Linked DNA regions of Homo sapiens: region 2 is linked to region 1. Evidence: read pairs that join two places in POLR2A ChIA-PET (ENCODE). Cell type or tissue: GM12878. All regions are shown on one strand. Links, peaks and the distances in the headings refer to the core of each region. The heading gives the core; the rest is flanking DNA.

Region 1 (2,800 bases), core at 218-2,717:
TAGGGGGGTTTTGCTGATACAAATACACCTGGCAACATTCCTCATTCCTGATTTGTATTAGTACCTGGAATGCCCACCGCAGGCCAAAAATACATTCCTAATCCTGGAACACTACAGAGTGAAAGACTACTTTAAAACGGCTTAGAACAGTCATTTATGTTGAATGAAATAACAAACATATATAATGTGCCAGGCATATATGTTCAATAAAACTAATTTCTTACTCTTTTCTCTTGGTTTTATATATATATGTATATATACACACACATACACATGTATCCTTAAAATAGATACACTTACACATAAGGAGATATATATAAGTATATACACTATATGTATATCTAGTCAGTGAGAATGACTTAGCTTGCACCTCATAAAAAGTTTCTTTTGAAAGCAGTAAACTTAGAGAAAATGGTATTAGCACATTCAGATAAAATCATATACTGAAGTTAAGGACACAGGGTTCTGGGAAAAGCCAGTGTTCCAAGTCCCAAACTTTGCTTCCAAAAGCAGGTTCTGGATGTTATGCCAATTTGCTTAAAAAAAAAAAAAGAAAAGAAAGAAAAACAGTCAAAGAGTAACAAGAACCAAAAACAAAGTCACATGCAATGAATATCTTTCATAGTATAACTGTCAGCCCTCCTCTGCTTCCCACAACTCTGCAAAATGTGAAATACAGCCTTGGGAGTGAGTCATTAACTAATTTAGCATCATCTCTTTTGCCAAGGGGCAGATTAACTGCTACCCCAAAATAAACAGGGAAATGGAGAGTCAGCTAAGTCCCACGGGGAATCCAAAATTGTAACTATATTAGCTAACATTTATCCCAGAATTAAATGCATTCACAGATGTGTTTAGAAAAAATTCCCAGGGCTGGGCATGGTGGCACAGGCCTTGTAATCCCAGCATTTTGGGAGGCCAAGTTCAAGACTAGCGTGGGCAACATGGTGAGACCCCATCTCTACTAAAAGTTAAAAAAAAAAAAAATTAGCCAGGCATGGTGGTATGCTCCTGTGGTCCCAGTTACTCACAAGCTGAGGTGGGAGGATCACTTGAGCCCAGGAGGTCAAGGCTGCAGTAAGCCGTGATTGCAGCACTGCACTCCAACCTGACCTAGGGAGAGATTCCCCTGCCAAAAAAGAAAAAAAAAAAGGAAAGAAAAAAATCCCATTAAGATAGGTAATCAACAGAATAGGAAGAAGTCAAGAGGACTGTTCAAATAAAATCCAAAACTGTGGCTCATGCCTGTAATCCCTGCATTTTGGGAGGTCAAGGTGGGTGGATCATTTGAGGTCAGGAGGTCGAGACCAGCCTGGCCAACATGGTGAAACCCTGTCTCTACTAAAAATACAAAAATTAGCAGGGCATGGTGGTGTGCGCCTATAGTCCCAGCTGTTTGGGAGGCTGAGGTAGGAGAACAGCTTGAACCCAGGAGGCAGAGGTTGCAGTGAGCCAAGATTGCACCATTGCACTCCAGCCTGGGCAACAAAGTAAGACTCCGTCTCAAAAAATAAAATAAAATTCAAAACTAAAATCCAAGTGAGTAGCATCTTCACTTTCCTTTTAATTCAATAGCTTACAGTACTGTAATTTTCCATGAGAAATTAGTATCAGGACATTTTACAATTCATAATCAAGTGATTTAGGGAAGAGTTGTTATCAATTATTAATGGGAAAAATAATGAGTGAAGGAAGACATAATGGAGAAAGGAACAAACATCTATTAAACACTAGGTGTTTTGCTTACACTTTAACATATATTACTCTGTTACCTTGGGACTATTATAATAACACTGTAATACAGAAGATGAAACTGAGGATAGTAGAAACAAGATTCAAAGGCAAACTTCTGCCTCTAAAGTCCATTGACTTCCTAATCCCACTGTCTCCTAGGCTACTATTTCTCCAACCATAGGTTTATGTTCCTGAAACTCTCATACCATCCAACAAAGAAAAAAAAAAAAAGAATGCAGACTCATATTTTTAAAAGGATACAACTTTTTAAAAATAAGCAGTATTTAAAAATAAACAGTATTTTAAAAAATAAGCAGCAGTAAGAAAGCAATATGTGGGAATTGTAAATAGCAAATGTGCAGTACAGATAATATGGATTGCTTTCAGAGATGTGGATGAAGCTTACTTGTTCTTTCAGAAAGGTAGTGAAAAGAGCATTTGTTATTGGAGAGTGTAGACAAACTGGCCCAGTTCTTTAGGTAATGAATGAGAGCATCTTTATAAATCTCTTTTGGACCATGGAAGCCTAGGAAAGGTCTGGTCCACAGTCACATGAGGCCAGCACTCAGGAAGAGGGAGAAGGGGAGAAAACACACAGTAACGAAACATGGGGGAGGTCAAGAGTCAGACCAGGGAAAACCCTGAAAGTCCCCTCCCACGTTTTCCTTCAAGAACTCATTGCTCCAACAAGCAGCGCCTTTGAAATATTTCTAACAGCATTTCCGCACTGACTGGAAATTACACGCGTGTTCTGCCCCTTGTCAGGAACATGAGCTCCATTAAGAACAGTTTTTCTCATCTTTGAATTCGCACAGCTTGGCATAGTGTCTGGTACACAGTGAACGTTAGATGAAAAAAAGAAGGGGCTGATGTTGTAAGGTGCAGGGCTCTAACAATGCCAACAATGCCAGCGCTCTAATGACCGACCAAATCACCTTCCCAAGGAAACCCAAAAATGCAAACAGAGCTTTTCCTTTCCTCCTCCCCTGTATATTTTTCCCAATTTTGTTATTGTGGTAAAATTCACATAACATAAACCTTATCAACTTTTTTTTTTTTTTTTTTT
Region 2 (2,800 bases), core at 165-2,664, 420 kb before region 1:
ACCCAAAAAAGTTCATGTATGAAAGCCCAGAAATAGAATTCTTGAAGATTTTGTCAAGCCAAGGCATTTACATGATGTCCAACAAATATTAGCCATACTCAAGTGTTCTAGGTCAATAATATATGTCTACTGATTCCTGGAGTTTACCCAATTATTACCAATTTTTTATCCCTTATTTCTCTAACTTGACTTTCTGATAACCAACTAGAATGTGCCACAGCTTTACAGCCTCTGAAATCCTCTTCACCTTTACTTTAATGCTGGCTTATGCTGATCTAGCACTAGCCTGCTTATGCCTTTGTGACCAATCCCTCCAACAATGATATGAGTGTCAGCCTATTTCAAGACAACTCTATAGATAGATGATACACAGAGAAAAGACTTAAATTTTACATAAATGAGATAATACTATGCCTGCTGATTCCATTATCTAATTTTTTTTAATTAACAGTATATTGTAGGCCAGGTGTGGTGGCTCACGCCTATAATCCCAACACTTCGGGAGGCAAGTTGGGAGGATCGCTTGAGCGCATGAGTTCGAGACCAGCCTGGGCAACATAGCAAGACCTTGTCTCTACTAAAATTTTAAAAATTAGCCAGGTGTGGTGGTTCATGCCTGTAGTCCCAGCTACTCCAGAGGCTAAGGAGAGAGAATCGCTTGAGCCTGGGAGTTTGAGGCTGCAGTGAATCATGATCACGCCACTGTACTCCAGCCTGGGTGACAGAGCGAGACCCTGTCTCAAAAAAAATTAATTAGTTTAATTAAATAAAACATAAGTTAAACCAGTTTCAACCTTAGCTGCACATTAGATTTGCCTGAGGAAGTTTTAAAATATATCAGTGCGTGGAGCCCACCTGATAAAATTTAAATGTCTGAGGGTATGTCTCAATGCCTCAAACTCTCTCTCTCTCTTTTTTTTTTTTTTTATAGACAGAGTCTGGCTCTGTTACTCAGTCTAGAGTACAGTGGCACAATCTCAGCTTACTGTAACCTCCACCTCCTGGGCTCAAGCCATTCTCCCACCTCAAGTCCCAAGTAGCTGGAACTACAGGCACGGGTCACCATGCCTGGCTAATTTTTATATTTTTTTTAGAGACGGGGTTTCACTATGTTGCACAGGCTGGTCTTGAACTCTTGAGCTCAAGCAGTCTGTCCACCTCGGCCTCCCATAGTGCTGGGATTACAGGCGTGAGCCACTGCACCCAGCCCTTAAACATTATTTTACTCTCAATTATTACTGTTTTTAGGTATGCATATTAGAGATGACATACAGTGGAATTTTTCAATCTAGTCCAATAATTTGTTTTTTAGCTGGTATATTTTAGGAAGTAAGTTTGTATTTATTGTAATTACTGACCTTATTATTATTAAGATTATTCTGATTATCTTACTTGGTGTTTACTATTTGTCCTGCCTTTTCTTTGCTTGCTTCTCCCATTTACTATCTGATTTTGGGTTTGTTTTTTTTTTTTCCACTCTATTTTTTTTTAAAGTGTATAATCTATTTATTTTCTTTTAGGGGTTGCCCTAAATTAATTGGTATCTCTACCCTTCACTAAACAATACCTTAGAATGCTTTAACTCCGATCATCTCCCTCTCATCGTGCATATTTTTGCCCCTGTATTTTACCCCCAAATTAGACATTACTGCTATTGTTTTATACAGCTAATATTTATTTCATTTTACTCATATATTTACCAATTTATTTGCTTACCCTTCCTTCTTGCATATCAGACCATTTCTCTGTGATCAGTTACCCTCTCTCTTCCTTGAATTATATCCTTTAAATCAGCACCATTTACTAGATATGTAATGTGAGCCACACATATAATACAAATTTTTCTATTAGCCACCTTTAAAAATAGAAAAAAAAAAAAAAAAAAAAGCAGGCAATGGCCGGGCGCGGTGGCTCACGCCTGTAATCCCAACACTTTGGGAGGCCAAGGCGGGCAGATCACCTGTCAGGAATTTGAGACCAGCCTGCCCAACATGGCGAAACCCCGTCTCTACTAAAAATACAAAAAAAGCCAGGCATGGTGGCAGCCACCTATAATCCCAGCTACTCAGGAGGCTGAGGCAGGATAATCGCTTGAACTCGGGAGGCGGGGTTGCAGTGAGCCAAGATCGTGCCACTGCACTCCAGCCTGGGCAACAAGAGCAAAACTCTGTCTCAAAAAATAAAATAAAAAATAAACAGGCAAAACAAATTTTAATATTTTATTTGTCCTGACATATCCAAAATATCATTTCAGTATGTAATCAATATAAAAATTTATTGAATTTTTTATATTGTCTTTTTTTTTAATTTTGAGATGGAGTCCCACTGTGTGGCCCAGGCTGGAGTGCAGTGGCATGATCTCAGCTCACTGCATCCTCTGCCTCCCAGGTCTAAGTGATTCTTATGCCTCAGTCTCCCGAGTAGCTGGGATTACAGGTGTGCACCACCACACCCGGCTCATTTTTGTATTTTTTTTTTTTTTTTTAGTAGATGTGGGGTTTCACCATGTTGGCCAGGCTGGTCTCGAACTCCTGACCTCAAGTGATCCACCCACCTCAGCCTCCCAAAGTGCCAGGATTACAGGCTTGAGCCACCGCCCCCAACCAATATTAAACTTTTTTATGTTTGTTTGTTTTTTGAGACGGAGTCTCGCTCTGTTTCCCAGGCTGGAGTGCAGTAGCGCGATCTCGGCTCACTGCAAGCTCTGCCTCCCGGGTTTACGCCATTCTCCTGCCTCAGCCTCCCGAGTAGCTGGGACTACAGGCACCCGCCACCATGCCCGGCTAATTTTTTTATTATT

The links. Peaks named below come from ENCODE experiments on the same cell type or tissue, not always from the same donor. Only the 100,000 strongest peaks of a DNase experiment are listed, where the experiment ranks them.
Region 2: POLR2A ChIA-PET joins it to region 1 with 13 read pairs; 2 of 35 experiments call an interaction of 5 or more read pairs at or near these places.

The regions. Positions count from the first base shown.
Region 1 is chr2:74,199,711-74,202,510 of GRCh38, reverse strand. All of the region lies in intron 1 of MTHFD2 (methylenetetrahydrofolate dehydrogenase (NADP+ dependent) 2, methenyltetrahydrofolate cyclohydrolase), which reads right to left. Among named protein-coding and RNA genes, the nearest start is that of MTHFD2, 2.5 kb to the right of the region's middle. In GM12878, for the core only: no CTCF peak of the experiment used is centred there; no DNase peak of the experiment used is centred there; H3K4me3 peaks cover 2,341 bases; H3K27ac peaks cover 1,689 bases.
Region 2 is chr2:74,621,631-74,624,430 of GRCh38, reverse strand. All of the region lies in intron 2 of M1AP (meiosis 1 associated protein), which reads left to right. Among named protein-coding and RNA genes, the nearest start is that of M1AP, 25 kb to the left of the region's middle. In GM12878, for the core only: no CTCF peak of the experiment used is centred there; no DNase peak of the experiment used is centred there.